Linked DNA regions of Mus musculus: region 2 is linked to region 1. The links are chromatin loops, found by intact Hi-C in ENCODE. Cell type or tissue: heart. All regions are shown on one strand. Links, peaks and the distances in the headings refer to the core of each region. The heading gives the core; the rest is flanking DNA.

What was found. A loop is a pair of places that touch in the nucleus more often than their neighbours do. Peaks named below come from ENCODE experiments on the same cell type or tissue, not always from the same donor. Only the 100,000 strongest peaks of a DNase experiment are listed, where the experiment ranks them.
Region 2: it touches region 1 in a loop (5-fold over the local background); 1 of 42 quality-filtered maps calls a loop at or near these places.

What each region holds. Positions count from the first base shown.
Region 1 is chr7:130,473,252-130,478,636 of GRCm38, forward strand. All of the region lies in intron 8 of Ate1 (arginyltransferase 1), which reads right to left. Among named protein-coding and RNA genes, the nearest start is that of Ate1, 44 kb to the right of the region's middle. In heart, for the core only: a CTCF peak has its summit at 2,911 (motif pointing left); no DNase peak of the experiment used is centred there.
Region 2 is chr7:129,985,372-129,990,756 of GRCm38, forward strand. No RefSeq gene overlaps it. Among named protein-coding and RNA genes, the nearest start is that of Gm4265, 26 kb to the left of the region's middle. In heart, for the core only: no CTCF peak of the experiment used is centred there; no DNase peak of the experiment used is centred there; H3K27ac peaks cover 1,696 bases.

The sequences.
Region 1 (5,385 bases), core at 165-5,164:
GGAAGACTTCAGTGACTGTCATTTCATTTCACAAAGCAATACACATCTCCAATTTCTACTGTCTCAACAATCACGTGATGCCCAAAACCTAACTGAGGAACGTCAACCTCCTGACCAATCAGCTTCAGGAGAACTGTCTGGCCACATATGCAAGATGCTTGCATTGTACTCACCACAGCAAACTCAAGACAAGAAAGGATGTCTTCAGTTCAACTGTTGGGCCTTACTGGCAGCTCTGCCCGAGCCAGAACTGCCCAACAGGCCTTAGATGCAAGGGAAGGGAACAGCTATCAAAGGACAATCTAGTGCTTTTGTTCCAGATTTCTAATTGGTGCCTTTGAGTAATAACACTCCCAAGTCAAGTGTATGGGACACAATCTGAAACTATAGGATTCTTTCCTTACATATACAGCTACAAGAAACAAAACCCTGCTCCTCTCTGGTTTGGCCCAGTGGTTCAAGCCACAGCCCTGTCTTCCTCTTCTGATTATCATTATCACCAACAGACTGCTGGCCATCACCTACAAATAACTATGTTTTCACTAGGTCCCTCCTGCTTCCTGCTTTACCTCTTCAAATAAAGCTGGGCCTAAGTAATAGACTAAACCAGGTAAAGCTTTGCTCCCACCAGTTCACTGGCTGGCCATCTCCACAGCGCTCCAACTCATGCCAGCTCTCAGCACATCTGCTCCTCAGGGTACTCCACACTTAGGGAAATTATCCAAACTCCAGCTTAACAGCTCAGCCCCTTCCCTTCATGTCTCCATGGCTTCTTTCAATTCTCTCCCTCCCACCACTTCTCTTTCCAAATTCTGGCCGTTAGCAATACCTTACCACAGGAAGCTGCCTCACACTATTATGCTGACATAAGAGAAGTGAAGTCCCTGGGTCCTCCCAGAGTGTTTGCCTAAGTCTCTTCAGAAAGCCAAGCAGTTCGCCATTCAAAAAATCTTGAAAAATGGTTTGAAAGCTTTTATTCATGGCTTGTTAGCTAATATTATGAGGATTAATAAAATAATGCTAAAATATTAATTAAAGCATATCAATTTCAATACTGATAAGTCACAGAGAGGAAAACACAGCAGAGTCTGCGTCTGACTCATGTCATCTATTACAGTCTCTCTAAGATCATCCCTGCTCCTTCTGATTGCAATGACCATTCACCAGCTGACAGAAGTAAAATTCTTTCTGGCTTCTGGCTATTATGAATAATGCTGGTATAATCATTCATGTATGATTATTTATGTGGATACATATTTTTATTTCACTTAGGCATAATCAAAAGAAGTTTTGAAATTATAACGTTAAATATGATATTTTGAAAAACAACTGAACTACGGCTCTACATTTTGTTTTCCTATCATCAAAATAAGAGAGTTCTAATTTCTCTACATTGTGCCAATCTCTCTCTGTCGTTTGATTCTATTCATTTAATGAGTTCATGGTGATTTTTCTCTGGTTTTAACTTCCATTTCCCAAATGAATATCAACAGACTGTTTCTCTGGTGTTTTCTAGACCTCTGTCTCCCCTGGAGAAGCACAACATTGAGTAACTTACCCACATTTAACTAGGTTCTACTGCTGTTATTAGAGTGCTATTGTATTCTGCTGGTTCTTGATGCCAATTTAATTACATTCTCCATCCTCTTCAATTTAGTGAACTTTGTAAAATACTCCAGAATATGCTCTGGCGTGGTGTACTTGAAAATGTACCGATTTGAAATATCACAATGAAGCCCATCACTTTGTATGCTAACTTAAATTTTAAAGGGGGGCAGTGAAGGAGATGTAGTTCAGTAGCAGAGTACTTGCCTGGGCTATTCCATGCCCTGAATCCAATCTCTAGTACTGGGAGAAACAAAAAAACAAAGAGGAACAGCTGGGAAGCCAGTTAAAGCAGGAATGCTTTACAAATGAGCCATGCTATCTGTAGTTTATGACTTGCTTGACTTCAAACGTGGCTTTTTGTCACTGAGGAGTATAGTATTGATAGACACCAATTAAGTAAAACTGTGAGCACATTGTTCAAGCCTTCTAAATTATCTCTAACTTCATCTAAATGTCCTCTCAAAGTATCAAGAAATTGTCCTAAAATGTTTAAGTGTCACTGATTTGACAATTTCTCCTTCTCCTTCACTTCTTTTAGTTTTTATTTTTACTTTGAAGGTGTTATTTTTAATGATTGCATTTTAGAATACACTTGATTTTTTGTTTCATTATGAAGCATCTTTCTGTCTTCAGTTTCTATCAGACAAAGACTACTTTGTTTGATTTAAAGACAGCCCATCCAATGTTCTTACGATAAATATTCATGGGAATAACTTACTGCAGCCTCTTACCTGTAAGCCATCCGTATCTTCATATTTAAGTGTAGAGCTTGCTTTTTATTCTTTTATCCAGTCTGACAATCTCTAATTTTTAAATGGAGTATGTAGTCCTACAGTGTAAAACAACATAACCACTGGCCACATATGGCTATTGAAATTTAACTAGAACAAAACTCTGAAATTTTTAAGTATAATGCAATAGCTATGTATACTCAAAAAAGTTTGAAACAATGCAAAAATAAAATTTCCCATGCAGCCAAGTTTGATTTAGGCTTTTATATTTAATGTAATAAATAATTGGACTTAAGAGGGCCATCTTGCCATTGGTCTTACAGTTTTTTATTTTTGTTCCAGTTACCTTATTTGACTTTTTCTACTTTTTAAAATCTTTAATGAACTGAAAACAATCTACTACTGTATCTTATCTTCACTATTGGATCATTCACATTATCTCTCTGTAATACACATAATACACATCTCATAATGATTTTCACAAGGGAACAATTTTGCCTCTTTGGAACTTTTGGCAGTCTGTCATCATCTACAGGACTGTGCTTATCATGGTGAAGAGTGCTACTGGCATCTAGTGGGCAGCAGCAAGAGGTGCAGCTAACTTTCCAACAGTGATCAGAGCCACACAGCACCTCCCAACCAAGTGAAGTGGTAAGGCTCATAAACCCTGCTCTCAAGTTCAGTAAATCTATCTCTAATTACCCGCTTCCTTCGTGTGAGAATCTTGAATGTGAGCATCTCACAACTGTGTCATTCTGTCTCCTTCCCACCTTGCTTTTCCTGACTCATATTGTGAGATGTGGTTCTCAGCTCCTAGCTAGTCTGATCTACCCGTCTGCGCTCAACTTTCATCATGAGAGGTAGATACTCTGTGAGAATATAAAGAATGTGATAAGCACAGTCCTGCATGTTACAGATGCTAGCTTCTCAGTAAGTATTATAACTCCTAAGAGAGAGGACTTGAATCTGAAATGAAGAATCAGAAGGACATACTTGAAGAGATGCCCAAGTGTGTGTTAACTTGTGCTGCAGCTTCCTCTGTTCTCTAAACATGACAAGGAGACCACAATCTACTGCACTGGCTGGCAGAGTCTGACTCTGAAGAGAAAGTCAGGAATCTCTTGACCTCTGATACAGAGTCCCATTTATTTACCTGCACTTAACTGAAGACATCTGTAAGCGGTGCCACACAACATGTAACTCAGACTCAGAAATATCTCTAAGTCAGAAGTCCCCTAAACCTAGCAGGTAAATGTTCATCAGCAGCTACACACAATCACACAAAATTAGAACTATAATAGAAATGCACTGTCTAGCTTGACAACATGATAAAAGGTCTTTTCCCATAAAGCTTAATGACTGCAATTGGTCTTCATGAGTGAAAAGGGTTAATCCCACAGAGAGAAGTAACTGACTCTACACACATGGTCCATTCAAATGACAACATATCAGATTACTGACGTAATTACTATAACCTGACAATTTCATTAGATTCATGTGGCAGTTAAATGGCTAGGACTTACAACAAAGGGACCTGGCTCACTCACATGACTTCTTATGGACAAAGTGAAGCTTAAGGTTGGCTATGTGAACTTCAAGTCTCCTACATTTTACTGTCTTTGCTGGAATTATTCTTGTTTTTTAAAATTAGGAAAGTGCCTATCTCTGGTTAAAACATAAGCTTAACAGTAAAATTAACCATGTAGAAGAGAGGCTTCCAGCATTCTCTTGCCTTGCTTAGGATTGCCTCTCAGACAGTGTAGTGAAATAGAACCAAACCCTGACTGAGCTCAAAGCTACTGAAGGAGATTTGGGGATGGCTGCCATTCGAAGGGCAGCATCTGTGGAATTCCAAGCTAATGGACTATCAAGAGAAACCCTCAAGGTATTTACTACCAGAGAATCGTGGGCGGGGTGATGATTTTTAATTATTTCATCTTTCTCCTGTATACCCATAAGCCTAATAAAAATTTGTCTTAGAAATCAACTTTGCCAAGAAGCTAGACATCTCCAAATCACCAAGAAAAGAAAACAGAAAATACTAACAAGCTGTCACTCAATTCTGGTGATGATGCTCTTCCTTCACACTTTCCATCAAAGGCTGCAGGTTCCATATACTCAGCCAGTATTTAACCAGAGTAGTGACCAGGGATTTAAAGACCTTCAGTGGTTGGTCCACTGTAGGGTAGTAGGTAAACTCCAAGCCCTTTCTGCAACTAATAACATCCAAAGGTAAAAAGACAGAGCTTCTGGTCTCAAGTAGGCTCGGTCAAGCTGAGAAGACAAGAGAGCTAAGTATATTAAAATACAAACAGTAAACTTCATTTGCTGTCAGATGAGTACTGTCAAGTTATGAATAACTAACCTCATTCATCTAACCTCACTCAGTACACCAACTTCATTCAGTCATCTCTCCATCTATCCACCCATCCATCCATCAACCCATTCAAAAAAGTATTTACTTACGCAGTACCTACTATAATATAAACATGGAGAAACAAGGTCCTCTTCTCACTGAACTTACATTAAAGAGAAATTAATTGGTGAGACCCATTTAAAAGCATTTTTGCAAATGGTCAATATCATCTAAATCAGCAATTCCTAACCTGGGGTTGTGACACCTTTGAGGATCAAATGATCCTTTCACGGGGTTCACATTATCAGACATCCTGCATATCAGCATTTACATTTGACTCATAACAGCAGCAAAATTACAGTTATGAAGTAGCAATGAAATAATTTTATGGTTGAGGTCACCACAACATGAGGAACTGCGTAGAGTATCACAGCATTAAGAAGGTTGAAATCTCTTATATTTTGGATGTGAGCCTAGCCTTTAACAGCTGAGTGGGCTGCAGAGATGGCTCAATGGTTAAGAGCATTGACTGCTCTCCAGAGATTCTGAGTTCAATTCCCAACAACCACATGGTGGCTCACAACCATCTGTAATGGGATCTGATGCCCTCTTCTGGTGTGTCTGAAGACACCTACAGTATACTCACATATAAATAAATCTTTAAAAAAAAAAAAAGAACCAGGGATACAC
Region 2 (5,385 bases), core at 188-5,187, 490 kb before region 1:
GTTCAACATACAATCGTTGGATGGTGGCTTCTGGGACAGCATCCAGAGACAGTGGCAGCTGGCCCAGAGGTGGGTAGATATTCAGGTCAGAAGCTCAGGTCTCCTGCCCTTCAACAGCCTTCCCATCTTGTAGCAACTCACTGTTTGGATATGATCAAATTCAGCTAAGAAGGTGGGCTTTGGAATTGGGCTGTGCCCACATAAATTAGAGTGCTCGCTCTCTGTCTCTCTCTGTGTCTCTCTCTTATCTGTCTCTCTCTTCTCTGTCTCTCTCTGTCTCTCTGTCTGTCTCCGTCTCTGTCTGTCTCTCTTCCTCTCTCTCTCCCTCTCTCTCTCCCTCTCCCTCTCTCCCTCTCTCTCTCTCTCCCTCTCTCTCTTTCCCTCTCTCTCTCTCCCTCTCTCTCTCTCTCCCAGCTGTATAGTCTTACTGAACTTTCTCTCTCTTAGCCTCAGGACACTCATACAATAAAAAGGTCCCTACTGAGTTCCTGTTTTGCAATAGGCCTACCAATCACTGGCTGCTCTTAAAATTCCAGTCCATCTGTTGGTCAGACCACTGTGTATTCCTTCAGAGGATATTTTGGAAACATTTACTCCAAGTCAGGTACCGATCCAGAGCACAGTTTCCAGAACCTTACACATTTCAGTTTCTCTCTTTGCTCTCTCTCTCTCTCCGCCCCCCCTCTCTCCCTCCCTCTCTCTCTCTCTCTCTCTCTCTCTCTCTCTCTCTCTCTCTCTCTCTCGTGTGTGTGTGTGTGTGTGTGTGTGTGTGTGTGTGTGTGTGTGTGTGTATACATGTGTTTAGCGGCCAGAGGACCACAACCTTATATGCCATCCCTCAGGAACCATCCACCTTGTCTTTTGAAACAGGTTTCTCATTGCGAGGAACTAGATGAATAGGCTGAACTGGCTGGCCAGTGAGCCCTAGGAACACACATGTCTCCATGTCCCTGGTGTAGAAATTATAAGCATGCGCTGCCTCACCTGATTTTTTTTAATGTGGGTTCTGGGAGTTGAACTCAGGTCCTCGTGTTGCACAGTAACCACTTTACAGAGTCACTCTGCTAGCCTTTAAAACCCTTTTTTTTTCTATCATCTATGTGTTTCAGATTAGTAACAGCTTTAGGGCCTTTACATAGAAGCCCTTCTTCCTGATGCCCAGGTAGAAAATGGGGCGTGCAGTCTCAAGTTCCCAGTTAACCTGAGCCTGCACTTAGGTTCATGCATGCACACACTCATAACACCCCCCCTACACACACACACACATACACACACACACAAGCACACACACACACCATCATCATCATCACCATCACCATCACCATCATCACCATCCACGAATGCATAACAGTCCTATCATCAGGTAATTATCTTCCTGCTAACTTTTCTCTTCAGAATTCCCTTCTTGTCCTTCATGCAGCTGCTTCTGATTCTAGGAGCCCCAGGGCAGCAGACCTGCTCAGCCTTTCCACCCTGCCTCATCTTGCCCCTATAAAGACGCACTGCCCTAAGCTATACAATTTCCAGAACAAACATGTAGGATGCTTTACAGCCCAGCCCAGTCCAGGAGCAGAAAGCTATCTTTTCTGTTCAAGTGGCTGTCTTGTTAATTAGTATCTTATCAGCCAAGCAGGGCTTGCCCAGACAAACAGGGACTATTTTTACCCAGGCTATCATTGTGCAGGTGTGGCCAACAACACAGCCAGAGTCTCAGTCTTGTCATCTAACACAGGATGCAGAGAACATTCAGGTACCTGGCTGAGCTCAGACACCTGTGTGATGGTCAGCCTGGGTTCTTCACACCGAGGGGGCAAATGATCCTGGAGGGTTAGTCATCAAGCCAGGCAGGAGAGGTTATGGGGTCACGATTCCTGGGAAGAGAGGACCATTAAAATGTGCACTTCCTGAGGATGGTAGAGGAAAAGTAAGCTGGGGGAGGGGGAGGCTAAGTGGTTCTGCAGAGCTGGTCCCATCTCCATGGAGGGGCCCCTCTGGGTCACCAGGTCATAGCTCCCACTGCTAACCAAATTGTGTCAAGGTTTTGGTCCCTGGGAGTCATTGCTTCAGTCCAGCACTTGCACATGGCTGAATGTCTCCAAATGTGACCTTGCTGAAGGAAAATAGCTCTCATTTGTCACTTTGGGAATAATAAACAATTTCAAAACTAGGGTGGGAGGGCACAGCAGCTATTTCGAAACAGTTAAAAAGCGTATTTTAGGGGAAAAAAAGAGTGACTGTTTCCATCTCTCCAGTCTTCCCTTCCCCCAAAAAAACAACCAAAAGAACGCGGGCACTCTTGCTCTTAGTTTTATTTTTTGTGCTTTCAGAGATCTCCACTAAAAAGCTCAAGGTGTGCTCAGGACAAATACACCCTTGTGGCTACTTGAAAAAGAAACAAACTCCAGTATGAAAATACCAAGGCGCTCCTCTTTTCTTATGTAAATAAATCTCCAGATGGCTCATTTGTAGGGCTGTGTTTACTAATTCTTGTTTTCTTTCTGGACAATCTGTTCCCAGTCCCCGTCTTATCGTGAACACCCTGGAGGTAAAGCTTCCTAGTGCATTCAGTGGAACAACCATCTGAATACATGGCCAACCTGAGTACCACAGCAATGGTGCCAATGCCACACCCACATGCCACACAGGCAGCACACAGACACCACACACATTATACACATATCACACACATCATACACACACACACATACACACACGCATACTACACAGACATTACACACACCTACCACATATACCACCACCACCACAAGAAGAATGTATATATCAGGTACACATTACACATATATTACACACACACCACACACATACACACACACTGCATATACATCACACATATACACATGCATGTACACACCACACACATATACACATACTACATACATCACACACATAAATATGTGTGTACATACCACACACATATACATGCATGTACATACTACACACAACATACACATTACACAGACATTAAATACACAACACTCACACATATATATTGTACACACACACCATACATAAATCATACACACTTACCACATATACCACACACTACCACGTATATATTCATGAACATACCAAACACAACAACACACATACACATCATATACACATACCCCACATATCACACACACATGCACATCACATATACACATATCATGCACACACACATACCATATACTTAACACATACACATACCAGGCACATACACACATATCACATAAACATGCCACAGACATATTACAAATACACCATATACACATACTCCCACACACATTACATACATACCATAACATACATGTACATTACACGCATCGTGCATATACACCATGTACATATTATACACATATGTGCATACAACATATACCACGAAGACATCATACACATATCACACACATACATATTTCATACACATCTCACATCCCACATATACCCATATATACATATTCACCATAGATATATCACACACACACACAGTATCTTATGAAGGACTAAACACTCGTGCTATTATTGTTGTTTGGGAACAAGATCTATATTTTAGTGTTAGAAGACAATGATTTCAGGGTTACTAGAACATTAAAACGAATGATTGGCACATCTAGTTCAGGAATAAAACGCTATGCTCAAATCTCTTTCCTCTCTTCCTCCTAGTGCCCACTGCAGACACCACAGTCATGTGCGGAGTCCTTTCCACTTACAATCAGTGTGATCAGATGACTGTTTCCGACAGCCTCAACCAAGTCATCACCAATGGAGCTCACAGTTCTGTGTGAGGTGACATACATTTACCACCCTGAGCCTTTCGCTTTACCATGGAGTCACCAGAACTGGGCATGGGCTCGGTGGTGTTCAGTGCCTCCCAGTGATGGAAGAGCACCTGTCATTATGAGAGATCACCCAGCTGTCTCTGCTTTGGACTGGGAAGCCGTCTGTGTTTTCACTGCTCTTGACTCTGCTGTGAAGATGCGACCTTCGCTTATGAAGTCAAGTGACGTGCCACCGTAGGATTGCTGTATCTGACTCTGTCACCCACAGAAAGCAGGCAGAGTTTTCTTTAACATTCTATTTTTATAAAGTTCTCAAAAATGTCACTTTTTGCTTATTGCTGATTCTAGATTATAACAGCTATCAGGCCTTCAGTTCAATAATGTCTTGTAGTGTACCCACCAAGAACTCATGTTACTGCATCATAATTTAAAATAATATTTTGTTAAATATATTTCCATGTATTTGACTTCTTTTGTAAGTCTACATATTTATTTTTATGTACTTAAAGCATCATCCCAAGAAGGGATTCGAAGAGTTCACCAAAGGCTGTGATACTTCACTAAGTAGGATGTGTACAACACACATGCAAAGACTAAAAACCCGATTACAAGAAAGCCAGGTCCCCTAAACTCTTGGGTTCACTCTTCATGCACATAAGAGCCCTTGCTTTAAGACAGTCATCTTGGATGAAGTCAATAGTTACCTCCATATTGATAAGAGATTATGTTAAGTTAAAAATTATTCATGTTAGAGATACAAGAGAGGGAGAGAGAGACAAACAGGTGTATGAAGTAAAAAGCAGACTGCCGTATCCTACTCTCCAAGGTCACTATTGGGATGCACTTGACATTGCTTTCTACACTCTGTATTCAGTACACAAACTGGGATTAACCACACATCCACTTATCCTACAGCCAACATATTTCATGTAATAAAATAAAATAGAATGTTGCCATGGGCATCTTTCCTTCATGAAAGTTTGCCTCATTCTTTTTAGTGACTGAAATATTCCAACAGATGAAGACAGCATCCCAATGCACATAAGCCCCAATATAGGAGAATCTCCCCAGCCCTCACTGGAGCCTGAGTATCAGACACTTAGCTTGAACATCTCTGGGCTAGTCTACCATAGCTAAATCAGTGGCTGAGGCCATCACTAGTAAAGTTAACCAGCACATATCTGCATCTGGGCAAACCGGACCTGTGTTCATGCATAAAGAGACATGTTCCCATGTGAACATAGATGCATCTAGACAAACTTGTTTCCAGCTTGATAGGCTGCAAAGAAAGGTTCCTCTGTCCTTGGTAAGCAGATGTCACCACTACAGGGGTCACTGGATATTTGAGGCCAGGCTGAAGCAGAAGCAACAGGCTTGAAGCTCCTGCCAACGACCCCTGAGTGACAAGGTCTAATCCCAAAGTAAAACCAGGTTCTGGTTGTCACACAGTCTCTGGAACCCTGAATTAGTGTCATCGTTTATGGGGCTGGCCATGAGCCTTCCAAGTTCTACCAGACTCGGAAGGCACAGCTGGAAAAGATCTTTAAAATTTCCCTCCATGCTAAGATTCTACGCCTTCTATGGCTGGTACACCTCTGCTACAAAC